2 separate regions of the Homo sapiens genome follow, and region 1 is linked to region 2. The links are chromatin loops, found by intact Hi-C in ENCODE. Cell type or tissue: heart left ventricle. All regions are shown on one strand. Each heading gives the region's core, and the rest is flanking DNA. Links, peaks and the distances in the headings are about the cores only. Region 1 overlaps FER (FER tyrosine kinase). Region 2 overlaps PJA2 (praja ring finger ubiquitin ligase 2).

Region 1 (16,597 bases), core at 3,512-11,511, 550 kb before region 2:
GCATATTAATCATAGTTGTTTTTAGTAATTGAGCTGATGATTCTCACATCCTTTGCCATGTCTGAGTCTGGTTCTTATACTAGCTCTCTTTCTTCAGACTGTGTTTTTTTGTTTGTTTGTTTGAGATGGAGTCTCACTCTGTCACCCAGGCTGGAGTGCAGTGGTATGATCTTGGCATACTGCAACCTCTGCTTCCTGGGTTCAAGCGATTATCCTGCCTCAGCCTCCCAAGTAGCTAGGATTACAGGCGCCTGCTTACCACACCTGGCTAATTTTTGTGTTTTTAGTAGAGATGGCATTTCACCATGTTGGCCAGGCTGGTCTTGAACTCCTGACCTCAGGTGATCCACCTGCCTCGGCCTCCCAAAGTGCTGGGATTACAGGCGTGAGCCACCGTGCCCAGCCCAGCCTGTGTTTTTTGCCTTTTAGTGTGACATATAAATTTTTCTTGATAGCTGAAGCTGATGTCTTGGGTAAAAGGAGCTGCTGTATAGGTCTTTAGTAATGTGGCAGTAAGGTGTTGGGGGATAGGAAGCATTCTACAGTCCAATGATTATATCTCAGTCTTTTAATGAGTCTCTGTGTCTCTGGGTGTGACCTTCACAGATGTTTGTTAGCACTATCCCCGTCTCCCAAGGTAAGACAGCATGGCTAGTATGGGCTGCAATTGGTATTTCCTATTTCCCTTCCTATAAGTTAGTTAGACTCTGATAGAACCCCAGCAGGCTCTGACTAAATAGTTTCTCCTGAAGGAAAGACCTTATTAAGAACAGAATGTTCTAGCTTATTTAAAAATGATTTTGTTTTCCCTCCCTCTGTCAGAAGTAATAGGGTTTTTTTTTTTTCCCCCACCCTGTCATACATACTGTGAGAACCATATTGATTTACTGGAGGTGAAACTAATAAAAGTATGAAGGCTGTCTTATGACTGAGTCCCCCTGGCTTTTTAAGTTTCCCACTTGTTGGCACTGAGCCTTCAGCAGTTTGTCAATTACAGTTCAGTTTTTCCTACCCTGCACTGGTTCCTGCAGAGTTTTCTGCTTCAGTTTGATGGGATTCTTTGCAGTCACCTGTTCCTCCAGTTTGTGGGGCAGTGGTTTGCCGTGTGACTTCATTTCTCTTACTGATCCTAGAAGAGTTGTAGATTTTTCAGTTTGTTTAGCTTTTCTTGTTGGTAGGATGGCCTAGTGACTTCCAAGTATTTTTTTTTTTTTTAAGAGATGAAATTTTGCTATGTTGCCCAAGCTGGACTCAAACTCATGGCCTTAAATGATCCTCCCCCTTCAACCTCCTGCATAGACCACGTTTCTTACATGCCCAGTAGAAGCCAGAAGTTGCAACTTGTTTTATCTTGTTCACATGAGCAAAATATTTTACTTTTGATGAGGTCCATTTTATTCATTTTTTCTTTTTTGGATTGTGGTTTTGGTATCAAATCTAAGGACTCTGCCTAGCTTTAGATCTGAAAGATTTCCTCCTGTATTTTTTTTCTCTAAATGTTAGCAGCTTTATGTTTACATGTAAGTCCATAATCCTTTTGAGTTAAATTTTTGTTTTCTTTTTATTTTTTTGGTAGAGATGGGGTCGCGCTTTGTTGCCTAGGCTGATCTTGAACTCCTGGGCTCAAGCAATATGCCTGCTTTGGCCTCTCAGAGTGCTGGGATTACAGGTATGAGCCACTGTGCAAGGACTGAGTTAAATTTTGTAACAGTTGCCAGTCAAGTTTCTTTTTTCTTTTCTGCCAATAGATGCCTAATTGCCCCTGTACTGTTTGTTGAAAAGGCTATTCTTCTTCTATTGAATTACTGTTAGCCCTTTGTCAAAAATCAGTTAAACATATTTGTGTTGGTTATTCCTGGATTCTCTGTTCTGTTTCATTGATCTATTTTCTGTCTTCTACTAATAGTACACTGTCTTGATTTCTGTAGCTCTACAGCAGGCTGGACCATATTTCTTTGAATTATCTTTCAGTCTGGCTCTCTTTCTCTTCTCCTTGCACTCTGATGATACAAATGTTGGATCTTTTGTTGTTGTCCCACAGGTCCGTGAGGCTTTCTTAATTTTTTCTATTTTTTTCTGTGTTGTTTGGATTGGGTGAATTCTGTTGTTCTGTCCATAAGCTCATTGACTGTATCCTGTGTCATCTTCACTCTACTATTGAGCCTATCTAGCTTGTCTTTTGTTATTGCATTTCTTAGTTACATAATTTTCATCTGGTTATTTTTATAACTTTTATTTCCTTGCTTTGATCTTCTATTTTTACATTTGTTTTAAGAGAATTTACAATTGATTGTTGAAGCATTTTTACGATGGTTGTTTTAAAATTCTTGTCAGATAATTTCAACATCTGATTCATCTAGGTGTTTGCATTGGTTGATTGTCTTCTCTCATTCAAGTTATGATTTTTCTTGGTTCTTGGTGTGACAGGTGATTTCCATTTGAAACTTAAATATTTTGTCTAATATGTTAGGAGATTCTGAGGGCTAGTTCAACCTTTTATTTTCACAAGCAATCATCCTGTTTAGGTTTATCATGCAGGTCTTAGCCTATATTTTTGTGGGTTGTGCTTCCAATGATAGTTTAATTTTGAGTCTGCACTGTTGTTTTGGTTGGCTTCTTGTATCTAGTGGCACTAGGGCTCCCACTGGTCTCTGCTGATGCTGCCTGAGGGAGTAGGGATTCATTCTTAGGCTGAGTTAGTGTATATCTATTGCTGGGGAAGGGATGGGCTGGGATTTCCTTACCATGCTCCCTGCTACCCTGATGTCTCTGGACAGGGGAGGAGAGTCTTGGACATGTGGAGAACAAGAGGCTTCCTGAGATTGGATATCTAGCAAAACTGGGTTTGGCTTGCCAGTTCTGACTGCCTGTTCTGATGTCTGTGGGTAGAGAAGGAGATCCTCAGACCTGTGAAGGCTGAGGTTCTTGACTGGTTCCTGACTAGGCCCTCTGGTTTCATGCCTGTCTTTGTTTCTCTTGATGGAAAAGGGGAATCTCGATTTGCCATCATCATGACTGAGCAGATGACCCTTTGTGGCACCCTCAGGGCCCCAACGGCTGGGTAAACCAGACCACTGCTACTCCACAGTTCCTGGACAAGATCCTGTCCACCTCTCAAGACAAGAGCATCATTACGTAGAAATTGAGCAGGGAAGATTCCAACTATGGCATCCCACAACATGCTCTGTGGGGTCACTCCCACTTTTTTAGTGACTTGGTCACCTCCTCAGATGGTCACATTACCCTCTCAAGCTCCTTGGATGGAACCCCATGCCTCTAGGATTTCACAATGGGCATCACCGTGAGACAATTTGTGGGCCATACCAAGGACGTGCTGAATGTGGCCTCCCCTGACAACCAGCAGATTGTCTGTGGATCATGAGATAAAACCTCAAGTTATAGAAAACCCTGGGTGCCAAGACCAGCTTGTTCGTGGAGACCCTAACTCAGCGGCGCTAGAGGAATTAAAGACGCACACACAGAAATATAACATGTGGAGTGGGAAATCAGGGGTCTCACAGGCTTCAGAGCTGAGAGCCCCAAACAGAGATTTACCCACATATTTATTGACAGCAAGCCAGTGATAAGCATTGTTTCTGTAGATTATAGATTTACTAAAAGTATTCCTTACGGGAAACAAAGGGATGGGCTGAAACAAAGGGATGGGCTCTGGCTAATTATCTGCAGCAGGAACATGTCCCTCAGGCACAGATCGCTCCTGCTATAGTTTGTGGTTTAGGAATGCCTTAAGTGGTTTTCTCGCCCTGGGTGGGCCAGGTGTTTCTTGCCCTCATTCCGGTAAACTGACAGCCTTATAGCATGGGAGTCATGGCCATCATGAACATATCACAGTGCTGCAGAGATTTTATGGCCAGTTTTGGGGCCAGTTTATGGCCAGATTTGGGGGCCTGTTCCCAACACCTGGGTGTATGCAGATACACTGTCTAGTATGAGAGTCACAGAGTGGGTGTCTTGTGTTCGCTTCTTGCCTAACAGCAGCAACCCTATCACTGTCTCCTGTAGCTGGGACAAGCTGGTCAAGGTATGGAATCTGGCTAACTGCAAGCTGAAGACCAACCACATTGGCCACACAGGTTATCTGAACACTGTGACTATGTCTCCAAATGGATCCCTCTGTGCATCTGGAGGCAAGGATGGCCAGGCCATGCTGTGGGATCTCAACGAAGGCAAACACCTTTATATGCCAGATGGTGGGGGCATTATCAACACCCTGTGCTTCAGCCCCAACTGCTACTGGCTCTGTGCTGCCATGGGCCCCAGCATCAAGATCTGGGACTTAGGGGTAAATATCATCGTAGATGAACTGAAGCAAGAAGTTATTAGTACTGGCAGCAAGGCAGAACCACCCCAGTGTACCTCCCTGGCCTGGTCTGTTGGTGGTCATTTGTTTGCTGGCTACACAGACAACCTGGTGTGAGTGTGGCAGGTGACATGGGCACCTGCTAGAAGTTTATGGCAGAGCTTTAGAAATTAAGAAACGAACAAACTGGAAAAAAAAAAGTGGGGAGTCTCAGGCCTTATGGTGAAGGAGAGTGTTTCCCCTGGCTGTTTGTTTTTGTTGAGGTTCCTAGTTAATCTCTCTTGCTGGTGGTGTCTGGCTTCCTTGATATTTGTCAGAGGGACATCTATTCTATTCTGGGAGGAATTAGCCTGCATGGGCTGCCTTCTGCCCCTAGGCTGTGGCTGGGAAAAACCAGGTCTGTGTGGCCTTCTTCACTTGGGTGAGGTAGGCGTAAGTCATCCTGCCTCTGTGCTGTTCTTCTTGTTGTAGGGTTACAAAGGAGTTTGCCTTCTTCTTTCCACCTTCCAGAGTTCTTCGTTTGTCTCTTGCAGTATTTGTTTATATTTGTGCTTAGTGGGGATTAACTGGAAAAAATGGTCTGTGCCATCTTGTCTGGACCACAAGCTGGGTTTTCCTTCTAATTTCAGTTTCTGTGGCATGTGAGTGTGCAGGTAAACAAGTGGAGAGATACTCAGCAACACCCTGAGTTTGGCTTTGTTGGAGGCCCTGAGATTTACTCACTTTTAAAAGAGTTCATTAAACATCCTCTATGCCTGGACTTAAATTTCATTCACCAGTTCATCATAGAGTTCTGGAAAATTGTAAGCCAGTGCTGTCCTCCCTATGTTTTCTAAAGCCCTATGCTGGTACAGAGGGACTTTCTCTTTAGATATTTTCTTGACTTTCCCTAGTTTGGTCTATTCACTCTCTGCCTGCTTCTTTTCATATTGGAGTATCCAGTGTGAAGTCTCAGGATTTTGTTAACTTTTCTTTGCCAGAATATCTTCTGGCCTGGTTGGGGTAGTATTGGACTCACTGAAACCATGCTGTGAAACTTACGGAATAAGGTTGTACTCCTTTATTTGTTGGTGATATGTTTAAATTTTTGTTTTGTGTTTTTTCTTTTTTTGAGACGGAGTCTTGCTCCATCACACAGGCTGGAGTGCAGTGATGCGAGGGGGGCTCACTGCAAGCTCTGCCTCCCGGGTTCAAGTCATTCTCCTGTCTCAGCCTACCAAGCAGCTGGGGCTACAGGAGCCTGCTAGCACGCCCAGCTAATTTTTTGTATGTTTAGTGGAGACAGGGTTTCACTGTGTTAGCCAGAATGGTCTCGATCTCCTAACCTCGTGATCCGCCCACCTCAGCCTCCCAAAGTGCTGGGATTACAGGCATGAGCCACCGTGCCCGGCCAAATTTTTGTTTTTTCTTAAACCCTATTTTTTTTCACTATTGTCAGTAGGAGCTTTTGAAGTACTGCTTGATGATGAGATTTTTGCAGTTTTTACATCTTCCTCTAACTTTTGACATTGCTAATGATGGTGGTGGCAGCCTATCTGGAGCAGCTGCTGTGGAGACGCCAGCTGTGGCTGGGGAGGTGTGGCCAGGGCTGCACCCATCGGGGCTGTGCACTCTGCAGAGCCAGCAGGGGCTGGGAACAGGCGGGAGCTTTGTGCTCCTGGGTGCAGCTGCAGCTGCCCAGCTGCAGCTTGGGGCCCAGGAAGCCCCCTGCCCCTGTAGGCTTGAAAGTGCCTGCTCTCACCCCCTGGCCTCTCCCTGCTTCTGGCGCCTGCTCCAGGGTGGAGCAAAGCTGTGGCCAAGTCCAGGCACTGTTGCAACCCGGCCAGGTATGTGCATGCTCAGAGTGGTGCTGATATGCCAGCCCCTTGCCACCATCGTCCCCTCTGGACTTTGGGTATCGACAAGCGTAGGAGGGGGGCCGCAGGGGCTGAGGGCAGCTTGGCACCAGCCTGCAGGCGCCTCTTGGGACAGTCAGTTTGGGTGCCGTGGATGGCATGTTAAAGGCAGACAGGTTCCTAGGCAGAAAGGGGTGGGTCCCTGGTGAAACTTTACCTCAGGCCAGCGATGGCCTGAAGCCTGGGGGCTGGGCTGCCAGTTCTAGGTGAAGTCCGTGGCCCAGAGTGAGAACTTCATTGATGACTGTTTGGCAAATTTGATGGGGCTTTTTCTAGGCCCACCATGGCTGCCCATGGATGAATCAGTATGCAGTTCCCTGATTCTGAGCACATAAAAATCCCAGGCTCAGCCAGACACACATTAATCCAGATGACCTGCTTGCAGAAAGGAGCTACCCACTATGGGTCTCCTCCGCTGAGAGCTGGATGCTTGTTGGGACAACCTGCCTGTGGAAAGGAGCTGCCCACTACAGGTCTCCTCCCTTCTGAGTTGGGCACACATTGGGACAACCTGCCTGCAGAAAGGACCTACCCACTTTGAGTCTCCTGAGAGCCATTCTGTCGCTCAGTGAAGCTCCTCTCTGCCTTGCTCATCCTCCAGTTGTCTGCATACCTCATTCTTTCTGGATGTGGGACAAGTGCTTGGGACCTACTGAATGGTGGGACTAAAAAGAGCTGTAACACGAGCACAGTAGAAACATGCCCTCCAGTCACTACGCTGCGTGCAACGAGAAAGAGAGAAGATCTGTGGCCCTTCTGGGATTCCAGAGCTTGGGGCTACCTGAGCCAGGACTGTGACATGCTGTAACACCCTTTTTGGGACTCTGTGGTTCCTGGTATCTCTGAGCTTTCTGGTGCCATCGTTTTCCCCCTGTCCAGATGCTACTGAAGCTACGTGTTGTATGTCTGGTCCAACTGCAGCCTTGCACAGAGCCAGCGCCTGTGCTGGTGCCTGCCTGGAGCTGCCTGTCCTGCAGCAGCTGGTGTGCCTGGCTGTACACAGTGGACAGATCCCGCGCTTGCTCACTCACACACCCCTTGCTGCTCCACTCCTGGCTCACCCTTGGCATGTGTGGGATCCAGGCCAGTAGTGTGAGCTGAGTGCAGCCTGCCAGGCTGAGTGGATGGAATGAGTTCAGCGGGCACAAGTGAAACCCAAGCAGAGGCACCACTGGCTACAGAGGTTTCTGGCTGGCAAAGCAACACCCTAATGATCCTGCGACACTAATATCTTTTTTTTTTTTTCCCTCCTGATGCCTGTGACTCTGCCAGACCCCTGTTATCTTTTTGCTTACTTAATTTCTATCCTTTGGTTGGTTTCTCCTCCTTTCAGTCTTGGACTGCCAGGTTCTCATGGGTTTTATCCTTGACTCTCTGCTTTTCTGTCAACATTCAGTCTGTTGGTTTCATCTGTCACCTTTAAGTAATTGACTCTTGAATTTGGATTTTTAACCTTAATATTTTACCTAAAGGTAAAACTTGCAGCTGAAACGATTATAGTTTACTCAAAGTAGTTCCATATTCTTGTTCTTTCATTTCTATTGATACTGTCATGATTATTGATTTCTAAAGCCTTAAAAATTTTATTGAATTGTCTCTCTTTTGTTCACTAAATCCATTCACTAGGTCAAGAATCTTTCATTTTAATTCGCATTGACATTGTCAATTCTAGATCTTCATTTCTCAAGCTATGTTGGTATAATGGCTTCTTATGTCTTATTAGCTCCCAAATCAAAATCTATCTTTGTGTCTCTTTGTCCTTCTGTTTATTGAACGATAACATACACACAGAAAAGTGTACAAATCATAAGTGTTCAGCTTGATGAATTTTCACAAACTGACCATACTTGTGCAGCTAGTACCAACAAATTAATCTTTTTAAACTATTGTATTCATGATCTTGGTTTTCAAAAATTGTAACCTTGTGTTAACAAAAATTAATTTAAGGAGTTTGGGCTTTATTGGTTTCTTGAGCAGAGGACTAGCAGAAGATAAATTGGCATGCCATCTCCCACTACTTGTCACATAGAGTTTAATTTTGGAGATGTTTGCTATTTTAACTGTATCTCATACTCACTTTTTTTTTTTTGCCTTATACATCTCTATTTCCTGAAATACATTTCCCATTTGACTTTCTATATTCTAAATCATGATCATTATTTCAGTCCTAATTCATATCTTGCCATTTCTAAGAAATTTTCTGGGTTATTCCAGCTTTAATTAACTTGCAGTAATATTTGCAATAACAACAACAAAAACCCAGGAGATATCTGAAATATCTACCAACAGGAATTTTCTTTTTCTTCTTCTTCTTTTTTTTTTTTAAAAGACAGTGTCTCATTCTGTTGCCCTGGCTGGAGTGCAGTCTTGGCTCACTGCAACCTCCGCTTCCCAGGTTCAAGTGATTCTTGTGTCTCAGACTCCCAAGTAGCTAGGACTACAGGTGCACGCCACCATACCCAGCCAATTTTTGTATTTTTAGTAGAGATGGGGTTTTGCCATGTTGGACAGGCTGGTCTCGAACTCCTGACCTCAAGTGATCCACCTGCCTCAGCCTCCCAAAATGCTGGGATTACAGGTGTGAGCCACCACACCTGGCCCACCAGCAGGAATTTTTGATGAGAGAAAGGTAAACATTGTTATTACAATGCATTTAGAAACAGAAGTGATATTTTTCCAAGTTACAGAATAAAATGAACCACAATATCAGATACAGTTTTTTTTAAAAAATGTAAAATATTCGTTGGGTGCAATGGCTTGTGCCTGTAGTTTCAGCTACTTGGAAGGCCGAGGTGGGAGCATTGCTTGAGGCCAAGAGTTTGAGGTGGCAATGTGCTATTATTGTGCCTGTGAATAGCCACTGCACTCCAGCCTGGACAACATAGGGAGATCCCATCTTAAAAAACTGTATGTATACATATATGCATACACACCACACACACACACACACACACACACACACACACACACACTCTTACATACATATACATATGTGATTTTTTTTCTCTATTTGGAAAACTCTAATTTTTACCATGTCTTCAAATAAGATTATTGAAGTTAGAGAGCTAAAGCTCTTGCTTTTCTGTGTAGCTTAGAGGATATCAGCTGAATTAACAAGAAATTCACCTCTGGTATGGATGAACTAGAATGAAAGATAAAAGGTGTTTTTCTTCATTTCTTCTAACTGGCTCTGAAAGATTTTACTGCCTGAAATTCTAGGAAACTGGGGTACCAAATAAATTCTACCATCATTTTCAGGATTTATAATAAACAGGGTATTTTGGGGAAGCTTATGCTAACTGATCTTTAGATAATTATAAGTTATGCTGTAGTAATTTTTTTAAACAGCTTTTTTGAACTATTATTTATAACCAAAGAATTCAGCCGTTGAAATTGTACAATTTGTTTTTAGTACATTCACAGTTATGCAGGCACTACTACAATCAATGTTAGAACATTTTCATCACCACAAAAGGAAATCCAGCACCCACTAACAGTCATTCCTAATTTCACCCCACATTTGCCAGCCCTGATCAACTAGTAATCTAGTTTATAGATTTGCCCATTTTGAGCATTTCTTATTAATGAAATCATACCCTGTGATCTTTTGTGTCTGGTTTCTTTGACCTAGTAAAACATTTTCAAGGTTCATCCATGTTGTAGCCTGTATCAATACTTCCTTTTCATTGCCAAATTATATTCCATTGTATGGATGTTGTCCCATTTTATTTATCTGTTCACCTGTTGATGGATATTTGGGTTGGTTCTACTTTGCAGCTATTGTGAATAATGTTGCTTCAAACATTCATATGCAAGTTTTTGTATAGACATATGTTTTCATTTTGGTCGGGTATATACCTGGGAGGTGAATTTCTGGATCATATGCTAACTCTATGTTTTACGTTTCCAGGAACTGCCAAACTCTTTTCCGCAGTGGTTGCACCATTTAATGTTTCAGCTAGCAAGGGATGAAGATTCCATTCTCTTCAGTGCTAAACTACATGTCTGTCTTTTTTGATTAGAGACATTCTAATGGTGTGAAATAGTTATCTCATTATAGTTCTGATTTGAATTTTCCTGATATATTGAGCATCTTTTCATGAGCCTATTGGACATTTGTACATTTTTCTTAGAGAACTGTCCATTCAAATCCTTTGTCCATTTTTTTGTTCGTTTTTCTTATTATTGAGTTGTAAAAATTCTTTATGTCCTCCATCCAGAAGTTCCTTATCATATATATATACACACACATATGTGTATATACATATATATGATATATATATATACATATATATATGATTTGTAAATATTTTCTCCCATTCTGTAGGTTGTCTTTTCACTTTCTTGATGGTGTCCTTTGAAGCATGGAAGTTTTAAATTTTGATGAAATCCAACTAATGTGTTTTTATTTTGTCATTTGTGCTTTTGTTGTTGTATCTAAGAAACCATTGCCTAAGCCAAGGTTACAAAGATTACTTGTATGTTTTATTCTGAGAATTTTATAGTTTTAGCTCTGATACTTAGGTATGTCATCCATTCACAGTTAATGTTTTGTGTGCGGTCCAAGGAAGGCATCCTGCTTCATTGTTTTGCATGTGGAAATCCAGTTGTCCCAGAACCAGTTGTTGAAAAGACTTTTCTTTTCCAATGGAATGGACTTGGCACCCATGTAGAAAATCACTTTACCATAAATGTAAAGATTTGCATTTGGCCCCTCTAGTCTATTCCATTGATTTCTATGTTTATCCAGATGCCATTACCATAGTGTGTTGATCACTGTAGCTTTTTAGTAGGTTTTGAAATCAGAAAGTGTGAATCTTCCAACTTCGTGCCTCTTTTCAAGTTATTTCATGTTATTTTGGCTCCCTTACTTTTCTGTATAGATTTTAGGATAGCTTGTCAAGTTCTATAAAAAAGCTAGCCGAGATATTAATATGGATTGTGTTAAATTTGTAGATCAAATTGGAGAATCTTTCTTAACAATATTAAATCTTTTGATCTGTGAACATGAATATTTCAATTTACTTAGTTCTTTTAAAATTACTTTCTTTTTTGAGACGGAGTTTTGCTCTTGTTGCCCAGGCTGGAGTGCAGTGGGCGTGATTTTGACTCACTGCAACCTCCACTTCCTGGTTAAGTGATTCACCTGCCTCAGCCTCCGAGTAGCTGGGATTACAGGCATGCGCCACCACGCACGGCTAATTTTGTATTTTTAGTAGAGACGGAGTTTCTCCAGGTTGATCAGGCTGGTCCCAAACTCCTGACCTCAGGTGATCCACCTGCCTCAGCCTCCCAAAGTGCTGGGATTACAGGTGTGAGCCACTGCACCTGGCCCTAAAATTACTTTCAACAGTGTCTTAAGCTTACAAGTTTTGCTTTTTTTTTTTGTAAAATTTATTCCTAAGTATTTTATTCTTTTTTGGTGCTTTTGTAATAGAATTGTTTTCTAATTTCATTTTTGGATTGTTCAATGATGGTATCTAGAAATATAATTTATTTTTCTATATTGTATAAATATAATTTATTTTGTATATTGACCTTGTACCCTGTACTATTACTTATTTTTTGTTTATATTTTAAATTTTGTGGATACATAGTAGGTATATATATTTATAGGGTACATGAAATATTTTGATACAGACATGCAGTGTGTAATAATCACATCAGGGTAAATGGGGTATCCATCACCTCAAGCATTTATCCTTTGTGTCACAAACAATTCAATTATACAGCTTTAGTTATTTGATAATGTACAATTAAATTATTATTGACTATAGTCACCCTGTTGTGCTATCAGGTACTAGGTCTTATTCTGTATATATTTTTTGTTCCCATTAACCATCCCAACTTTCCCCCTGCTTCCCACTACCCTTTATAACCTGTTGTAACCATCCTTCTACTCTTTGTCTCCAGGAGCTCAAGATTGTCTTTCTGTGTCTGGCTTATTTCACTTAATATAATGACTGTGTCTGGCTTATTTCACTTAACATAACGACCACCAGTTCTATCCATGTTGTTGCAGATAACAAGATCTCACTCTTTTTAATGGCTGAATAGTACTCCATTGCGTATATGTACCACATCTCTTTATTCATTCATCTGTTGATGGACACTTAGGTTGCTTCCAAATATTGGCTATTGTAAACAATGCTGCAAAAAACATAGGAGTGCAGATATCTCTTTGGTATACTGATATCTATTTTTTTTTTGGCGGGGCGGGGGGGGTGGTTATATACCCAGCAGCGGGATTGCTGGATTATATGGTAGCTCAGTTTTTAGTTTTTTGAGGAAGCTCCAAACTGTTCTCCATAGTGGTTGTACACATTCCCACCAGCAGCAGTGTTTCAGGATTCTCTCTTTTCTACATCCTTACTATTTGTTTTCTGGTTGTTTTATGGTCTTTTTCCTTTCCTGTCTTCCTGTCTTTCTTTTAGGGAAGGTAATTTTCTTTGTTAGTATGACTTAATTTTACTTTTTTTGTATTCATTGTATGTTTTTTTGATTTGAGGTTACCATGAAGCTTGCAAATACTGTTTTATAACCCAGTATTTTAAACTAATGACAAGTTAACATGATTGTATAAACAAACAAGCAAAAAGAAAACTAATGAAAACTCTACACTTTAACTTTGACCCCTCTCCGCTTTTTAACTTATTGTTTCTATTCATAACTCATTGTACTATGTCTTGAAAAGTTGTAGTTATTATTTTTGATTGGTTCATCTTGTCTTTTTTCTGAAGACCAGAGTAGTTTACACACCACAATTACACATTATTATTATAATGTGATAATATTCTTTGTTTTTTTGGTGTACTTACTTCTACCAGTGAGTTTTGTACCTTCAGATGATTCGTTACTGCTCATTAATGTCCTTTTCTTTCTGATTGATTAATCCCCCTTAGCATTTCCTTTTTTTTTTCTTTTTTTTTTTTGAGACAGAGTTTCACTCTTGTTGCCCAGGCTGGAGTGCAGTGATGCAATCTTGGCTCACTGCAATCTCCGCCTCCCAGGTTCAAGTGATTCTCCTGCTGCGGCCTCCCTAGTAGCTGGGATTACATGTGCCCGCCTCCACGCCCAGCTAATTTTTTGTACTTTTAGTAGAGACAGGGTTTCACCATGTTGGCCAGGCTGGTCTCAAATTCCTGACCTCAGGTGATCCACCCACCTTGGCCTCCCAAAGTGCTGGGATTACAGATGTGAGTCACTGTGCTTGCCCCCTCCGCACCCCCCCCCCTCCCCGCACCTTAACATTTCTTATAGGACTAGTGTGGTGCTGATGAAATCCTTCAGCTTTTGTTTGTTTGGGAACATCTTTATTTCTCATTTATGCTTAAAGGATATTTTCACCAGATATGCTATTCTAGGGTAAACTTTTTTTTTCCTTCAGCACTTCAAATATTTCATGCCACTCTCTCCTGCCATGTAAGATTTCCACTGAAAAGGCTGCTGCCACACATGTGGGATCTCCATTGGATGTTATTTGTTTCTTTTCTCTTGTTGCTTTTAGGATCTTTTCTTTATTCTTGACCTTTGGGAGTTTGATTATTAAATGCCTTGAGGTAGTCTTTACATTAAATCTGCTTGTTGTTCAATAACCTTCTTGTACATGAATATTTACATCTTTCTACAGGTTTGGAAAGATCTCTGTTATTATCACTTTGAATAAACTTTCTACCCCTATCTCTTTCTGTACCTCCTTTTTAATTCTAATTACTCTTAGATTCCCTTTTTTGGCTGGACATGGTGGCTCATGCCTGTACTTTGGAAGGCCAGTACTTTGGAAGGCCAAGATGGGAAGATTGCTTGCACGTAGGAGTTTGACAGCAGCCTGGGCAACAAAGTGTGACCCCTTCTTTACAAAAAAATTTTAAAATTAGCTGGGCATGGTGACACATACTTGTAGTCCCAGCTACTCAGGAGGCTGAGACAGGAGGATCTCTTTAGCCCAGGAGGTTGAGGCTGCAGTAAACTGTGATTGTGCCACTGTACTCTAGCCAGAGGGAGACCCTGTCTGGAAAAAAAGAAAAACTTTCCCCTTTTGAGACTATTTTCTAGTTCTTGTAGGCATGGTTTATTCTCTTTTTTTGTTTTCTTTTTTTTTTTTTTATGTTCCCTCTGACTATTTTTTGTGCCACTGTACTCCAACCTGGGAGACAGAGGGAGACCCTGTCTGAAAAAAAAGAAAAAATTTCCCCTTTTGAGGCTATTTTCTAGTTCTCGTAGGCATGGTTTATTCTCTTTTATTCTTTTTTTTAATTGTTGTTGTTCCCTCTGACTATTTTTAAATAGTCTGTCTTCAAGCTCACTAATTCTTTCTTCTGCTTCATCGATTCTGATATTAAGAGACACTGATGCATTCTTCAGTGCGTCAGTTGCATTTTTCAACTCTAGAATTTGTGCTTCATTCTTTTTATTTATTTCAATCTCCTTGTTAAATTTATCTAGATAGAATTCTAAATTTGGTCTCTCTGTTATCTTGAATTTCTTTGAGTTAACTTTAAAACAGCTATTTTGAATTCTCTGTGTTAAAGATCCCATATCTTTCAGGCCAGGATTGGTTCCTGGTGCCTTAATTTAGTTTGTGTATGGAGATCCTGTTTTCCTGGATGGTCTTGAATCTTGTGGCTGTTCGACAGAGTCTGTACATTCGAGAGTTAGGTATTTATTAGATATTTATTGTAGTCTTCACTTCTGTGCTTTGTTTGTACCTGTCATCCTTGGGAAGGCTTTCCAGGTAATACAAGGTACTTGGGTGCTGTCATGTAAGCTGTATCTGTATTAGGGGCCACTTCAAGCCCAGTAACACTATGATTTAAGTGGACTTGTAGGGGCACTGCCTTTGTGGTCTTGGATAAGATCTGGGAGGATTCTCTACATTACCAGCAGAAACTCTTGTTCCCTTTCGTTACTTTCTCCCAAACAAATGGAGTCTCTCTCTCTTTTGAGTCACCTGGAGCAGGGGATGGGGTGACACAGTCACCCATGTTGCTACCAGTACTGGAATTGCACTGGGTCAGACCTAAAGCCAGCGCAGCACTGGGTCATGCCCAAGGCCCACTGTAATTGCTACCTGACTCCTGCCTATGTTTGCTCAAGGCACCTGAGCTTTATAATCAGCATGTGGTGAAGCCAGCGAAGCTTGTGTCCTTTCCTCAAGGGTGGTGAGTTTCTGTAGGCTCCAAGTGGGTCCAGAAATGCTGTCTGTTAGCCAAGGAGTAGAGTCAAAACCTTAGAAATCTACCTGATGCCCTATTCTACAGCTAAACTGGCACTCAAGCCATGAGACAAAGTCTTTCCCGCTCTTCCCTCTCCTTTCCTCAAGTAGAAGAGCCTCTCTCCCTGGCCACCACCACCGTAGGCCCACAGGAAGTACTGCCAGGCTACTGCTGATGTTGACGTGAGGCCCAAGTTTCCTTCAGTCAGATTGTGGTGAATGCTGGCAGTCCTGGGACTTACCCTGCAGGGCAGTGGGCTCCTCTCTGGCCAGAGCAGGTCTAGAAGTGCCACCTAAGAGGCAAGGCCTGGAATTGGGGGCCGTAAGAATGTGCTTGGTGCTCTACCCCACTGTGTTCGAGATGGTACCTAAGGTGTAAGACAAAGTCCCCTTAATTTTCTCTTTGTTTTTCTCAAGCAGAAGGAGTCTCTCACCATAGCCACCACAACTGGGAATGTGCTGGGTCTCACCTGAGGTTAGCATGTCTGAATCTGACCCAGAGCCCACAGCGTACTACCCGGGTATCACTGCTGGTTATTCAGGGACCAGAGGCTCTTAAGTCAGCAGGTGATGAAGCCTGCCGGGACTGGGTCCTCCCTTTCAAGGCAGCGGGGTTTTTTTTGGCCCAGGTTGTGTTTAGAAATGTCATTCAGGAGGTAGGGCCTATAATAGGCGCCTAATGACTGCCCAGTGCTCTATCCTTCTGTGGCTGAGCTGGTATCCAAGAGGCAGGACAACATTCTCTTTACTGTTTGTCTCCTCTCCTCAAGCAGAAGGATGGAGTCACTTTTGTTGCTGCAAGCTGTGCTGGCCGGGGTGCAGAAGGGGTGTTGCAAGCACTCCTGTAGCCTCCCTCTCTCATGTCTCTCTAGGTTGCTGAAACTCAAGTTCTGACTGCTGGAATGGGCAATTCCCCTCTGGCTATGGCTGGTCTAAATGCTCCCTTCCTGGGTGGGCATTGGCTGAGTTCATCCTGGTTTTGCTTTCTGCTGTGACATGGCAGCAGTGAGTTTATTGCAAAGTCCCACAATCACAGTGCTCTCTTTCTCCTCCAAGCATACTCTGTGCACCATGTGGCCACTGCTGGGTGATGGGAGAGGACTGGTCTTGATGATTCGAGACTGTGTTTTCTACCCTTTTCAGTACCTCTTTCAGCGATAGGAAGTT
Region 2 (16,597 bases), core at 5,027-13,026:
AGCCACTTCTAGGGCGCGCAAGGTCCTGGGCAAATATTTTTGTTGGGTTCCTGTCTACATAAACAATTTGACTTAAAAATATATTACAAAATTCATGAGCCCATGTGTGATACTGTGATTTGTCAATGAAGATTTAGATCAAATAATGAATGAAGAAGTCCTTCCATGTGGAAGGAAACATCAGGAATGGGGAAAACGTGTTCCTACCCAACACTGACTATGTGCCAGATCCTAAGTACTTTACATATGTGAACTCACTCATAATAACCCTAGATAGAAAACCATCTGTTCATGTTTTATAGATGAGGCAACAGGTACATGGAGGTTGAGTAAGCTGCTCAAGACTTCACAGCTAGAACGTGGTAGGACTAGGATTTAAGCTCAGTCAGCCTGGCTGATGAAGGAAAGAAGGAATGAAGGAGAGACAGGAGAGAGGGAAGAAGGGAAAAAGAAAAGTGAGAAAAGGCAAGTGCCTGTCACCTCTAGAGCAACTGGCAGGATTGTTTAGTTCCTTCCAACTTGGAGTCTGTAAATAAATATTGCCTCAGCTTCCCTCTTTTTAAACTCAAGAAAGTTTGCCCAGAACAACCTAAATTTGTATTCCCATTTGATAGGAAAAAATATTCGTTTTAGGTGCAATCAAGCTTATCTTCACTTTTGTAGAGATCATCTCTGACATTAACAAGTTGCCAGAGAACGCTGTTACTCAATTTATAAGACAAAATGTTCCCTTCATTGTCTTTATTTTTTTACCCAGCAGATTTCCTACTTTAAGACCAGGAGGCAATTACCGGCTCCTAGTGATCATCAATCAGTGTTGTCATCCTTAAAGAGCTCAAAATTTCATCCTGTACTTCTATTTTCATAAAGTGCTGGCTGCAGAGCAAGCTCTCAGAAATGTCCCTGCTTCCCCACGCCAAGTTTTAGGTCTTAAAACTGACCCAAAACCGAAGCAGAGAAACAGAAACTCACAAACAGAAGGCTTGCTCTGCTTATTTAAGTCATTATTTTCCCACTTTGCTGGTGGAAGAGTATCTGGGACAAAGCAGGTTGTAGGCAAATGCTACCTATTCAATGAAGGCCATTTTTTCTGACCTCACCGTAGCTGCTGCCTTGACTCACCAGAGAATTACAGTGAGTACAGGTGAAAGGAAAGCAGGAACAGTATTTGGCATAGTAGAGAAAACTGTTAGTAGTCAGAAGAACTAAATTCAAGTCCTAGCTCCAACACTGGTTGGCTGTGTATGATCTTGGGCAAGCCACTGTTTCTTCCTTAAGGGAGCTAATATAGTGGTTATTTAGATCATTAATTTTTTATTGATTCTCAGCACAAAGCAGTCAATGAACAGACAAGCATCTTTCACCAAGTTGCTTTGGCAACATTCTCTCAGGCTCCTGTTAGGCGCCTGTTCCTAGAGATGATGAGGCTATGGGTATTCATTAACCAAAGGGATTAACCATCTGGGATAGAGACCAATTAGGACAGAACAAGATCATGTAGAGTGGATTTAGTGTGAGACACAACAGGGACCCGATGTTTATCCCTGGTCAATCACAACTTGCTTTCTACCCAGCCCTTACCAGGCTTTAGAAATACAACAGGCTTCCTTTGACCACATCATTGTTCTTACCTATTTACAGGTGCGGACAGTGGTCACTGACACTGTGGACACCATAGGGGCTGGCAAGAAAAAAAATGATGGAGGCAGAATTCTGTCTGCAGTGGATATAAAAGTAACATAAATTGCATCTGCTGAGATCAGGTTTTTTTTCCAGGTAAGAGAGTAAATCAATTTCATGTTCAGGCTCCTCTCCTTAACCTCTTCAGGATTATTCTCTGTGATTGTTAATACAGATAATTACCAACTTCTAAGTTTTTTGATCCAAATGTTTAGTGTTTTCATCTCCGATGAAATAATGTTTAAAGGGTTATTGAGTTCACAAGGTTAGTCTGCAAGAATTATTAGTCATGTCACTAAAATTTATTTTGTTTGTACTTACCTTGAGTATTAACTCACTCACCTATGCAGTAAGCAATATAACAAAGCAGTTAAGGGCATTGGGTTGGAATCCTGACTCCCTTACTTACTCGCTATGTGAGCCTTGGCAGCTACTTAATCTTTTGATGTCTTTGGGGAATTATAATAGTGTTTACTTCTAAGTTTTATTAGGATTATATAAGGATTAACTAAGATGTTGCATGTAAAATGACCCAAAAATATTCCCAGCACATAGTATGCACTCAATAAACATTAACTAGTTTACTGTCACTGTGCTGCAACATTATTTTGTATCTCTTCCGTTCTTTATAACCAAAGAGCTTACTTAACTAAAACAGAGGCTCACTCAAATTCTCTCCAGTACTGGCTTGTATGTGTTGTTATAAGGATATCCATGTTTGATGTGGGTGGCAGATTGGGATAGGAAGTAAAAAGATGCCTGAGGAAAGGAAGGAGCTATGACTACTTCATTCTGGTGTTCCACTGGTCATGAGGCTCAGCTTCCTTCTCTCCCACTGCAGTTGGCTTCCTCTTCAATCCACTCTTAAGTATTTTCTCCCATTCAGTTTTTAACTGTTCTTAGTTTCTGCTTCCTCATCACTTAAGCATGTCATGACTCCTTACGACTTTAATATCCCTCCTCTTGCAACCCTTTTGCTTCACCTCCCCATTTCCTGTTAAGAATTCCCTATTTCCCAACATAAATTAGTGAGAGAAGCTGACAGACCTGCCTTATCTCCAGCACCGGGTCGCTGGTCAACCTCTGAATGCAGGAGCCTTGAGTCAGGTGCCCAACAGTCCAATCACCTGTGGCTGGGAGGAGTGGGGTTTTGAGGCCTATGTTGTCCCATCCCTTTAGCAGGGGCTATGGTGTTGAGAGACAATTCTTCCTCGATTTCTCGTATTTCTGCACATCTTCTGAGCAAGAAGCATGAACAGCTTTGTTCTGTCCTGCCTTTTCAAAGATGTTTGTATAGCAAATAGTCTTAGGAGACAGATATATTGTCCCCTACTCTCCTCCCAGGTCAGAGGACAGATTTGTTTCCTGGGCAAAATGAGGATAATGTCTTGTCCTGGGGCAGATTTCTAGCAGTTCCCTAAGATTGGGGTTTCCTAAGCTCAAATTTCCTCAGCTGTGACACTAAACTCACACTGTGTGTGTGCAGCACTCCTGAGGGACATTGGGGGGAAGGCAAACTGATGTAATTATGAAACTCATGCTGTCCACTGTGCTATGAGAAATGAAGTCCTTTGTCTCTGATCCAGGGGTCTTGTATATACTCCTGGGACCTAGGAAATTTGTTAGCTTGCAAGCAGGGAAAAACCCTGAATCCGTTGCAGTCCTTGACAATGAGAAGGGATATTCTCCTTCAGGTAGAATGGTCCTTGCAGGCACTGTGGTAAATTCATCCAATGCAGCATTCTGTTCTGCTTCCCCTTCTACTGAGTTTCACCTACATATAAATTAAGCTTTAGGCAGTTCTTCAGGGCCTTAGTTTTGGGAGAAAATGCATTATACAGTAATGGGGGTTGGGGAAAGAAGAACCCAAAGGATTGTGCAACATTTCTGTCCTCCCTGAGTGAACCTCGGTTATGCTCAGATTTGGCACCTCTGCTATATCATAGTGCTGCTGCTAAGTTGAGAGGGGGGACTGTCTTAACATGGCTGTGCATCTGCATAGCATTTATTTCCCTTAATGTCCAGTGCACTTTAACTTGGCCCATTCAGCTTCTGTGAGTCATAATACAGCAAGTCTGCCAATTTTACAATGATGCTTACTCCTTATTAAGCCCTTAGTAAGACAGTTTGCAGGGTTCATTGTGTTAGTGCTGGTACGCCAGCATAGTTACAAAAAAAATTATACAATATTTTGTATCAGAGCCTACATGACCAGCAGAAAAGCCGTGCTTCAGAATTGCCTGCTTTATGTTCTATTTTCTGGATAAAACCACACTGGATGCATATGTGTGAATGCTGTAGCACAGGGAGAAAACAAGCAAAAATAAAGCACAGGATATAAGGTCAAACACTGGAGTTTTGGTTATTCTATTCAACTCACCCCCATCTCCAGAAAATAAACTCTTGGCTGGCGCTGGTGGCTCATGCCTGTAATCCCAGCACTTTGGGAGGCTTGAGGCAGGTGGATCACCTGAGGTCAGGGGTTTGAGACCAGCCTGACCAACATGGTGAAACCCCATCTCTACTAAAAATACAAAAATTAGGGGGGGCATGGTGGCACATGTCTGTAATCCCATCTACTCAGGAGGCTGAGGCAGGAGAATCGCTTGATCCGGGGAGGCAGAGGTTGCAGTGAGTCGAGATCGCACCATGGCACTCCAGCCTGGGTGAGACTGCATCTCAAAAAAAAAAAAAAGAAAAATTCTTTTCAAATTTCCCTGGTTGTAAGTCATCATGGCCTGCTGTGGTCCATAGGGCATACGACCTCTTAGGAGATGGGTTCAACCCTTCAACCTATAACTATCTCAATATAGCTATAGATCCTTTGGGCTTGAGAGTAGGTGCTGGTAGCTAAAGTCACCTTAGGGGGCTCATTCTTTCCTTGCTTTTGTTTCTAGCTTTGGTAATCACAGAAGAGACACTAAGGCTCTGTGTGTCAGGCATTCCCCAAGCTAAGATGAAATCCTCTCTACTGAGTGAATCCAGCTGTGCTGGGGGTGGGCACGCTAACAGTCTCTTCATTACAATGGACACTTCAGGAGGCCAGGGATCTTGTCTATTTTGTTCACAGGTTTGTGAGAGTAGGCACTTTGTAAACATTAAATGGACAGCAGCTCAGGTTATACAAATATTTAATTTGTTGGGTTTAATGAAGGTGTTTTTCAGTGGATTGAGAAAGTATTCCCATTTTATATGTCCTAATATACTATTTTCATAAGCTCCCTAATTTGAAAATTTTTAAACATTTTCTTTCAGGTAGTATTTACTCATTTAGATGTGGGTTGTAACCAAGGTGCTCACTTGTGAATAGCTTCGTCATCCAATTGAGGCTGAGCTTGCTTCCCAGACAAGGCTGATCTTGTAAGCTCCTCATCCCTATCTTCATCCGCTTTAAAGGTCAATTTAAACGGAAATAAAAAGTCTAACACTCTAGAATGGCACCAAACCTAGAATACTGCAATACCAGGGTTGGGGGATCCTTGGTCCAGGTAAGGAGGAAGAATTATTTGTTGGGGCCAAAAGCTAGTCGGTATGATGGCATGTAGAGAAGCCCCTTTTAACAGCTGTCTGTAACAGTTGGGTTCTCTTCACAAGTCATTGGGACTAGACTAACAGAACTAGGGCACAATGTAAACGGCTGGATTTTTTAAAGAATTCTTTAAAAAAGAATTTAAAATGGCATTTATTAAGGATTGAAATCAAAAGGAAAGCCCCTGTCAAGTGTCTCTTCCTACGAATAAAACAACTTGGGAGTAGGTTCTGTACTCTTTGGAGTATTTGCAGTTGTGGAGGGCAGATGTCCATGGCTTCTAGAGGAACTGAAATCCAGACCTTTGGAAAGGGTAGCACAAATTGCTTGTAGAAAGATGTCTGGATAGTTAGCTCTTGATGGCTAAGAGACAACAGGATGCTATACACCTTTCAGGCCTGGGACAGTCTCTGCAGAACAGTTTAAGAATCCCAGATTACCAGGCAAAGGTAGGAAGTTCTCATTAGATCTTACTGGTGACTAAGAAACTTCACTAATCAGGGCCACATTAGAATCTTGGTCATCAGTACACAAATATCTTAACATGTTAGCAAAATAATATAGCAAGGAAAAAATATTTCTCAAAATTCTGAACAGATCCTAATTTTTTCTGATAAAACAAAACAAAAAAAACAAAACAGACTGCATCTCAAGCAATGTACTTAAATAATAACACTGATAACACTGATCAGGTAAGCTGTTCCTACTCAGGAAGGCAGCATGAAGTGGACAGAACCGACAGCATCTCCTTTAAGAACCAGGGCTCTTTGACCATGTCTGGGGCTCATTTTTTTTTTTTAATTTGTAAAGTTGAGACAATAAATCAACCCTGCAGACTTATTATGAAGATGAGATAAGATAGAAAGCCTACACTATGCCTAATATTTAGTGTTTCATAAATAGAAACTATTATTATAATGTAAAAATGCATTTAAAAATGAATCTTCGTAAGAAGAAACATTGTTATAATCTAAGGAAATTACTGACAGTAAGAAGTATCTTTCTAAAAAAATAAAGACCTCCTCCCTGTCAATGTTCACTATAAAAACTGTATATTGATTATATACTAATAATATAAGATGCAATAAATTACCAACTATATTAGTGTTAGGTTTCATAATTAATATTATGAAAATTACACTTTATTTTGACTTAATAAGGTTCCCGTCAAATTCTCAACTCTTGAAAGGTAATTAATATGTTTTTAAGAGTGTTTTATCTGAAATGTTCATCATTCTCCAAAAAGTGGTGCTATAAACAATGATGGAAACCAAGTATAACATATTTCCCTATGACTTTGCACATCAATGAAAAACATTTTTTTCAAACCCTTATTCATGCACAAATAGTGGTAGTACTGAACCTATAATTTAGATTCATTACTTTATAGAGAAAACAGAAGCAGGGTGATTACGTGACTTTGTCAAGGTCATGTTATTTCAAACACCACAATTTTGAGATGGGAAAAGGCGGACTCCAAAAATTATTAAAATGAGCTTGACATTGATCACTTAACAAATTCTAAGGCAGATTATTAAACAGATGTCACGTAAGGAGTTAGAAAAAGAGGCAGTATGGTTTCATTAAGAATGAGGCGTTACCAGCTGACTTCATTTCCTTTCTTTAATATACTAGTACATTAGGCTACTTCCAAAGACAGTGCATAGTGCATCTGTCTGCCAAACACACTAAAATTTTTAGTGTCCTTTTTAGGAAAGATGAAGAAACGGGCATATGAAGTGACTGGTAGTTACCGCAACAACTGTAACCAAATTACTAATTAACGGATCACTCACCTTAAGTGCAGTGTATAGTGGCATTCTAAAGAGGGTCTGTACTGCATCCCATTCAATTCAACATGTATCAACAACTTAGACAAAGCCACTACATACCAAAGGTATGCTTTATCAAAATTGGAATGGATGCAAGGCTAAGACGAAAAACCTGAATTCACAAGAACCTTCACAAATCAAATTCAGTAAGGATGAATGCTGTCCTTCAATTAGGTTAATAAGAGATTGTTTAAGTAAAGATTAGGCGGGGACTTGGCTTACCAGCAATACCTGTGAAGCTCAGCAAGAGACAGCAAACAGTATGACAGCCTGGCTAATAATGATGGTGGTAATAATAACATATACCAACCATAACAGCCACAGGAGAATCACTCTGAAGGTGGCAACAGTGCTCCTGAACCCTGCCCTAGTTCGACCACAGAACTGTGTTTAATTCTGAGCAACATACTTTAAGAGAAGGAGTGAAAGAGCCAACTCTAGGCTGGTCTGGAATAGATACCATGTAAGATTTCAGAAAGCGTGAAGCCTGAAGAAGGATATGAAGAGGTGACCACACAGGAGAAACAGGACTTTCTAATTTCACGTGTGCTGTTTATAGAGAAATTTGGTGACAATCTTCCAACAATGAAATTCATCCCTTGCAGGGGTGCTGAATGGCTCCATCCAGCAGTGGCTGAATGAAAATGATGATGAAATTATAAAAACATCAACAGTAGAGGTATACCACTGATGTTTCCAGCTCTGAGACTATTTTTCTAGTACATATTTAATCTATTAGAGGAGAATCAGAATTCTAAACTTTCTAAGCATCTAAACAAAATGATTAGTTTTTATCCAACTTTGTAAATTTTTTTGAGATAGGGTCTCACTATGTTGCCCAGGTTGCTCTTCAACTCCTGGTCTCAACCAATCCTCCTGCCTCAAGCCTCCTGAATAGCTGGGATTATAGGTGCACACCACCATGCCTGGCTAGTCTTTGTCTAATTGAATTGCGTAATTTATCAGCACCCAATTGACCCTTCTGAAATGACTGAGTTCTCTGAACTGTTTGAGAACCACAAGGAATCTTGCTAAACAGTTAGATTTAATAATATTTCCATGCCTGATTTGGAGAAAACCACTGATGTGAGGTGGGCTCCCTTCCTTATTAAGGGTTTCTGCAGTCCGGAGTCAGTGTGGAAATCAGGTTCTGCTGAAACCTACGGGATAGCTAAGGATGTCAGGGAGGAGAGGGCAAGGACTCAGAGACCCTCCAGCAGTAGGAAGTCCATCAACTACTTCTGTCTGGCTCTTTCTAGGGCTTTCTTAGATTATAGTTCAAGGACTTCTAACATCACATGCTCAGTAGTGTTATCTGTCATTAACTCTAAATCCTTCAGGGGTTACATTATAGAAGTGATACAATTACACAATTAAATATTAGAAATGACCACCGAGTATATTCTGTTTATTGTTTATGATTTACACAGAAAATGATGGGCTGGGGTTATAGAACAATAAACCAACCATTACATTTAGACCTGGGCTTTTGAAAAACTTGCATTCCATTTTAACAATTCGTATGTATCTAACAAATACATAAATCCAGATCACAAATAATCTTAAGAGTTAAACAATTAAGAAACACAAAGAATACCACATAGATCTACCTTTAAATATCAGCATTCATATTATAAGAAATAAGAAAATGTTAAAAAAATAAAATTAGGTTAAGTCACAACATAAAATAGAGAAATAAGATAAATGCTATTTTATTAATATTCATACTTATTTCTAATTTACCTTCATATAGTCTTAACTTTTTCAAAAGGATCCAAGATATGATCAAATAATATTTTAGTATCTGAACTTGCCAGCCTTAGCTTATACCAGAGCTTGTTACCATGAAAATCCTAAAACCTCAATTTTCTTTTTCTTTTTTAAAATTTAAGCCAACTCTTATTCAACTTTTCTTCTTCACAGCAGCTGTTTATAGATAGTAGGGAGCCAAGAATGAAGGACAGTAACAGATGGAAAGCAAAAAGTACAACAGCTATCTTAAGTTCAGCTCTCAACATTGCTGGTTGAGTTTGGAACCAAAACCTCTTAACAACTGGCAGATAATAGCTAAATCTTAACAGACAAAGAAGAAATATTTTCTTTGGGACAGCTGCTATCTAGAAGAAAACCAAGGTCCCTTAATATAGTCTAAATATAATGTGTGGCTTATTATAGAGAAATCTTTAGCAACGTAAGTTTAACCAGTAAGTGTCACAACTGATCAACAGTACTTAAAAGGAAACAAACAAAAATCACACTAGCCACAAATTTCCACCATATACACATGAAATTAATTTTAATCTGTTTTGACTCCTTGACACTAACTGATCATTAATGAAATATGATATGGAAAGATCACAGAGTAGAAAACAAGCAAAGATTAGTTTATACAACAGTGACTATATACATCAGAGGGAAAACATGCTAGCTAATGCAACATTAAGGCCTGAATGTAAGCATTTCCCAAGTCACAGAAGCCCCAAAGAACTCCTAAATTACAAATTCATCACATTACATGCATGCAATGTTCACTTTTGTTTTACCCATAAAAGGATACACAGTATTTTGCTGTAAATACCAGACACATTTACAATATATGCAAAAATTAGAATGCAAGTGTTATGTTCCTTATATTTAAGCCTCATATGTGCCAACAGTGAAAATTCATTTATTTTTAAGAATGAAAAAAGGAGACGGGATATAAATACTCAGAGAAATACACGAATAAGATGTAACTCTGCATTTGGGAAGCCATATAAATATTCCTTTTATGTGCCCAAACTAAATTATCAATGTACCAGTTAGACGGACATACACTCACTATGTGCTTTACTATTTTACTTGCTCAAATGTTCTACAGTCATCATTCTCTAGTGTTAACATCAAATCACATTTGTAAGTGAACTATTATGTCCATGTTTGCACATACTCGTCCACTGTGTGTGATCACCTGAAGGAGACATTGTGCATCTTAGTTTGGGGTTATATAATTACAAAGATGACCCTGTGCAAGTTTTCAGACCTTCCAAAATACTGTAGAAGCAAAATTACCTTAAACTAACTATAAGCAATATTAAACAAATGTGCCATGAGTGTTCTGGGCCTTCAAGTATAATTTTAACCAAGGAGAAACAGGTTGGGTAAGAGGTTAGAAAGAGTTTCATAAGGCCATCTAATTCAGCTCATTGTACCAAGCCCTGAGCACACTAGATTCTTTGTATGCTTTACTAACCTTACGTTAAGCACATCCACTGGTTTCATTAAGGATTTTACTACCTAACTTTATTTCAGGGGGAGTTACGTCTACGATTTAAAACTTTTGTAATGTTCTGGCCAAAATTTTAGCCTTCATTTGGCATTCTGAAAAGTTCTAATTTTAAACAAAAATGGACTTTCTGAAAAATTTCTCAGCATATGAACCAAGAGGTTATGATATAGCAAAATCAAAGGGACTAGTGAAAAAGCATACTTTAGAATTTGTTTCATTTCCAATGAAACCAAATTTTACTACGGTTGTGAACACAGTCTTTACATTTGATGCAAACAGGACAGCTTAATTATAATCACTTAGTGGCAGTATTACAGACAAAGCCAATAACGTATGCCACACAGATGATTATTTATTCTGGAGAGAGTCAACTGATAAGCTTGGCTTTACAATTAATACAAACATATTCAACTAAAGAAAATGGATGCACTGTCTCAACATTCAGCTTAAAAATGTTTAATACTTTCTGCAAACCTAAATTTAGTTTAGAAAGGTTAATATTCTTTCTAAACTATGGCATATACTATATATAGCATTTTTAAATATATTTATATATAATTATTTGCACATGAAATTTAGAAGGAATTTGCAGATTTACTTTGATACACTGATCTCATTTCAACTGTCAAGGTTTAGGGTGCTTCTGCAATACTGTCATTTGAAGGTGGGGCATCAGGATCAGGCTCAGAGGAAGGAGCTGCAGATGCTTCAATAACCGCAGGTGGGAAATGACGGCGGCACACAGGGCATGTTCCCGACTGGAGAAAAAAAAAATGTTAAGAGCCACCAGAATCATCTTAACTGCCACACAAGTAACTTAATAAAGAAAAAACAGTGTCATTATCCTAATAATAAGACTCTTAACAACAAAAAACAAACTTCAAATCCACACAATGCAGAAAGACATAATTTTAATACCTTTTCCTCCCTGCCCAATCAGACTCTAGTTTCTTTGAGGGTAAATGATGTCTCTTATTCATGTTCGTATCTTTAAGGTCATTCATCCTCCTTAATTTAGTGAGTTTTAATTAAGAGCTGCTAAACTCAGCAGTGATGCAATGGCAGAGGGTGAGCAAAGAATCATGGCACATGTCCACATGGAGGTCAGAGTTTAGCTCAACAATAATCTGAATTATCATTATTTAGTCTATTATGCGTTTACTAGAGAAACCACAGACCTACTTTAATTCACACCAAATCATTTATGATTTGGTGTGAATTAAAGAAGGTCTACGATGAATTAACGTAGGTCGATGGCAAATTAAAGCCTCATTTTAGGGTAGCACAGATATGTCAAAGCAGATGGACTTCAGACTTTCTTTCTAAGCCATGACATTTCTTTCCAAAAAGAGATAAGAGTGTTAGGTGCCTTCTAAATGACAAAACAATCAACCACAGACCTTGGAGAGAAGGTGGGAAGGAGAAAGCAGTTATACTAGGAGCACAACATTCTAGGACCAATGGACGATTATAGAGCTACGTTATCTGATAACAGATTATCCCCTTGCAAATCTGGTCTTTTTCCCAAAGAGAACTCCCTGCTGGAAGGGAGGCTGAAGAGATCATGCTGTCGAAGGCAACAAAGAACTGTATCTTGGGAACATTCTCCCCAGAAAAAAAGCAGGAAAGGCTTCACACTAAGGTATTTCCTGACAGGAGAAAGACTGAAGAGACTGTTACTTTGTGTTACAGCAAAGTCTCAAGTACAATTCAAGGCTGTACAACATATATTACGTTTACCGTTTAAGAATCCATTTCAGGCCAGGCACGGTGGCTCATGCCTGTAATCCCAGCACTTTGGGAGTCCGAGGTGGACAGATTGCCTGAGCTCAGGAGTTCGCAACCAGCCTGGGCAACATGGTGAAACCCCGTCTGTACTAAAATACAAAAAATTAGCTGAGCGTTGCAGCATGCGCCTTTAGTCCCAGCTACTCGGGAGGCTGAGGCAGAATTGCTTGAACCCGGGAGGCGGAGGTTGCAGTGAGCTGAGACAGCACCATTGCACTCCAGCCTGGGCAACAGAGTGAAACTCCGTCTCAAAAAAAAAAAAAAAAAAAAAAAAATTTCATTTCAGCAAACATTTATTGTGTACTTGCCATACAGATTGGGCCCCAACAATAACATTTTAGAGTCAAATAGATGAGTGTGGTCTTGATGAACTACATACTAGCTATTTAAACTTAGACAAGTAACAATCATTAGAAAACGGGAATAAAGATAACAATAAGTCCTAAAGTACTGTGAGGATTAAAGGAGAAATCATGAATCATTAAAGAGGAATCATCTAACAGTGACTGACACACAGCAGGCACACAAAACACTGCTTCTTAAGTCTCTGAAGCTATCATGGGAATTTAAAGACGGCATTTATTAAGGACAGAAAAGGTGGAATTTAAACTGCACCTACCTATATCATCTAATCTTACAGATGGTATAGGGAAAAATCATGCCAGACTTCAGGAGCAAATGCATAGAAACATGAGCAAGTGTACAGAAAAGTAAATCTGAAGAAACAAGTTGGGGGTCTAAATCACAGAAGGCCTTGAATGTCAAGATTAAAACTTCAGATTATTCCACAGGTGACTGGAGGTCCCTCTCTTTCTTTTATGAGAAGGGAAGTACATTATCAGAACTACATTTCAGAAAATGCCTTTAATGATGGCATGATAGATAATGAAGATTTGGAAGAGTGAGGGGATAGGAAGAGGCGAAGATGATGAGAAATTAGTTAATGGGTATAATGTATGTTATCCAGGTGATGGGATATCCTAAAAGCCCTGACTTGACCACTACATAACCTATGCATGTAACAAAGTTGCACATGTACCCCACAGATTTATGCAAATAAAAAAGAAATGAAAAGAAAGTACCTCTAAAGGAAGTAAGGAAATAAAGTAGGTCACTACAATAGTAGTTAAGACAACAAGGGTTGAAGGTCTAATGTATGGGAGTAGAAATGAAATGAGGGAATGGACCTCACAGACTCAGCCATGCTCGAAAATTTTAAGAGTTGGTGGCTCTGCATTTTCTGCTTCCCCAATAATTTTAATAACACCTACTTCCACTACTACCACCATCATGTACAGACACTGAAAAAGTCATTTTCTACTGAATTCTAACTTTCATTAGTAATAAGTTTACCATTACTTTTCCTATATGTTTACTATGTGCCAAACACTATATTAAATTCATCATGGATTACCTACTTCAACTCTTATAAAAACACTAGAGGTTGGTATATTGTACAGCACAGCCATCTAGGCTGTATTAACAAAATGCCAGATAAACAGATTAAGAAAAATCACCTAAAATATTATTTCCCAAATTTTGTTCTGGGAGAAGGGAGAGAGCAAGGAAAGCAGTATTTTAAAACTAATTCAGAATCCAGCATTATACCTCAATCCAGAATACCAGGAAGTCTCATGAGACTTGAGACACACATTATCTCTATGCAGACAATACTCCTCAAATAATACACATTAGCACGTGCTGTTTACTGAAGACTGCTAGCTGGTCTTTGTAACTTGCACCATAAGTTTTTATTTGTGATTTTGTTGTTAATAAAATAAAAACACCTCTAATTTCTAATAATAGCTTTCATCTGATATGATTTGTAAAATATTTACTGGGCACTTACTACCTGACAGGCACTATGGGTTATCTCATACAGAGATATTTTATAAAAGAACAGTGAACATTTCTAAACTGGATTTCAGAGATTTTAAGTGGAATTTTGAGAAGAACAAAGTGGCAAATAGAAATAGAGGAACAGCAAAGAAAGGAAAAGGAAAGACGGAAGGAAGGAAAGGAATGGGAAAAGGGAAGGAGAAAAAAAGCACTGGTTTATAGGGAAGAAAGGGAGTTGTATTCCTAAGTAGATAATTTGGGAAAGTGACTTGGGAATTCCTAGTGAACTGGATGGTAAATATCCTTTATGCAAAAACAGAGTTCACAGAGAAGACTGAAATAAAACACTTCCTTTATTTAAATAATTCAAATATGCTTAAGATTTATTGGGTCCCTCCCCCTCCCCCTCCCCCTCCCCCTCCCCCTCCCCCTCCCCCTCCCCCTCCCTCTCCCCACGGTCTCCCTCTCATGCGGAGCCGCAGCTGGACTGTACTGCTGCCATCTCGGCTCACTGCAACCTCCCTGCCTGATTCTCCTGCCTCAGCCTGCCCAGTGCCTGCGATTGCAGGCTCGCGCCGCCACACCTGACTGGTTTTGGTGGAGATGGGGTTTCGCTGTGTTGGCCGGGCCGGTCTCCAGCCCCTAACCGCGAGTGATCCGCCAACCTCGACCTCCCGAGGTGCCGGGATTGCAGACGGAGTCTCGTTCACTCAGTGCTCAATGGTGCCCAGGCTGGAGTGCAGTGGCGTGATCTCGGCTCACTACAACCTACACCTCCCAGCCGCCTGCCTTGGCCTCCCAAAGTGCCAAGATTGCAGCCTCTGCCCGGCTGCCACCCCGTCTGGGAAGTGAGGAGCGTCTCTGCCTGGCCACCCATCGTCTGGGATGTGAGGAGCCCCTCTGCCTGGCTGCCCAGTCTGGAAAGTGAGGAGCGTCTCCGCCCGGCCGCCATCCCATCTAGGAAGTGAGGAGCGCCTCTTCCCAGCCGCCATCACATCTAGGAAGTGAGGAGCATCTCTGCCCGGCCGCCCATCCTCTGAGATGTGGGGAGCGCCTCTGCCCCGCCGCCCCATCTGGGATGTGAGGAGCGCCTCTGCCCGGCCGAGACCCCGTCTGGGAGGTGAGGAGCATCTCTGCCCGGCCGCCCCGTCTGAGAAGTGAGGAGACCCTCTGCCGGGCAACCACCCCGTCTGAGAAGTGAGGAGCCCCTCCGCCCGGCAGCTGCCCCGTCTGAGAAGTGAGGAGCCTCTCCGCCCGGCAGCCACCCCATCTGGGAAGTGAGGAGCGTCTCCGCCCGGCAGCCACCCCGTCCGGGAGGGAGGTGGGGGGGGGTCAGCCCCCCGCCCGGCCAGCCGCCCCGTCCGGGAGGGAGGTGGGGGGGTCAGCCCCCCGCCTGGCCAGCCGCCCCGTCCGGGAGGGAGGTGGGGGGGTGAGCCCTCCGCCCGGCCAGCCGCCCCGTCTGGGAGGTGAGGGGCGCCTCTGCCTGGCCGCCCCTACTGGGAAGTGAGGAGCCCCTCTGCCCGGCCAGCCGCCCCGTCCGGGAGGGAGGTGGGGGGGTCGGCCCCCCGCCCGGCCAGCCGCCCCGTCCGGGAGGGAGGTGGGGGGGTCAGCCCCCCGCCTGGCCAGCCGCCCCGTCCGGGAGGGAGGTGGGGGGGTGAGCCCTCCGCCCGGCCAGCCGCCCCGTCTGGGAGGTGAGGGGCGCCTCTGCCCGGCCGCCCCTACTGGGAAGTGAGGAGCCCCTCTGCCCGGCCAGCCGCCCCGTCCGGGAGGGAGGTGGGGGGGTCGGCCCCCCGCCGGGCCAGCCGCCCCGTCCGGGAGGGAGGTGGGGGGGTCAGCCCTCCGCCCGGCCAGCCGCCCCGTCCGGGAGGGAGGTGGGGATGTCGGCCCCCCGCCCGGCCAGCCGCCCCGTCCGGGAGGGAGGTGGGGGGGTCAGCCCCCCGCCCGGCCAGCCGCCCCGTCCGGGAGGGAGGTGGGGGGGGGTCAGCCCCCCCGCCCGGCCAGCCGCCCTGTCCAGGAGGTGAGGGGCGCCTCTGCCCGGCCGCCCCTACTGGGAAGTGAGGAGCCCCTCTGCCCGGCCAGCCGCCCTGTCCGGGAGGGAGGTGGGGGGATCGGCCCCCCGCCCGGCCAGCCGCCCCGTCCGGGAGGGAGGTGGGGGGGTCGGCCCCCTGCCCGGCCAGCCGCCCGGTCCGGGAGGGAGGTGGGGATGTCGGCCCCCCGCCCGGCCAGCCGCCCCGTCCGGGAGGGAGGTGGGGGGGTCAGCCCCCCGCCCGGCCAGCCACCCCGTCCGGGAGGGAGGTGGGGGGGGTCAGCTCCCCCACCCGGCCAGCCGCCCCGTCCGGGAGGTGAGGGGCGCCTCTGCCCGGCCGCCCCTACTGGGAAGTGAGGAGCCCCTCTGCCCGGCCAGCCGCCCCGTCCGGGAGGGAGGTGGGGGTGTCAGCCCCCCGCCTGGCCAGCCGCCCCGTCCGGGAGGGAGGTGGGGGGAGTCAGCCCCCCCGCCCGGCCAGCCGCCCCGTCCGGGAGGTGAGGGGCGCCTCTGCCCGGCCGCCCCTACTGGGAAGTGAGGAGCCCCTCTGCCCGGCCAGCCGCCCCGTCCGGGAGGGAGGTTGGGGGGTCAGCCCCCCGCCCGGCCAGCCGCCCCGTCCGGGAGGGAGGTGGGGGGGG

Evidence for each region. Hi-C counts contacts between places; a loop is a spot of excess contacts. Peaks named below come from ENCODE experiments on the same cell type or tissue, not always from the same donor. Only the 100,000 strongest peaks of a DNase experiment are listed, where the experiment ranks them.
Region 1: a loop joins it to region 2, with 3 times the contacts of the local background. A loop is called at or near these places in 1 of 110 quality-filtered maps.

The regions. Positions count from the first base shown.
Region 1 is chr5:108,781,087-108,797,683 of GRCh38, forward strand. All of the region lies in intron 2 of FER (FER tyrosine kinase), which reads left to right. It also overlaps the pseudogene RACK1P1. Among named protein-coding and RNA genes, the nearest start is that of FER, 41 kb to the left of the region's middle. In heart left ventricle, for the core only: no CTCF peak of the experiment used is centred there; DNase peaks (open chromatin) are centred at 6,115 and 7,245; H3K4me3 peaks cover 185 bases; H3K27ac peaks cover 356 bases.
Region 2 is chr5:109,326,290-109,342,886 of GRCh38, forward strand. PJA2 (praja ring finger ubiquitin ligase 2) reads right to left here. Exons shown (of 10, transcript NM_014819.5): 10 at 8,433-11,067. The coding sequence ends at 10,942. It overlaps LOC285638 (a long non-coding RNA gene), which reads right to left and starts at 80. Exons shown (of 4, transcript NR_149040.1): 1 at 1-80. RefSeq lists a silencer at 11,759-12,053. In heart left ventricle, for the core only: no CTCF peak of the experiment used is centred there; no DNase peak of the experiment used is centred there.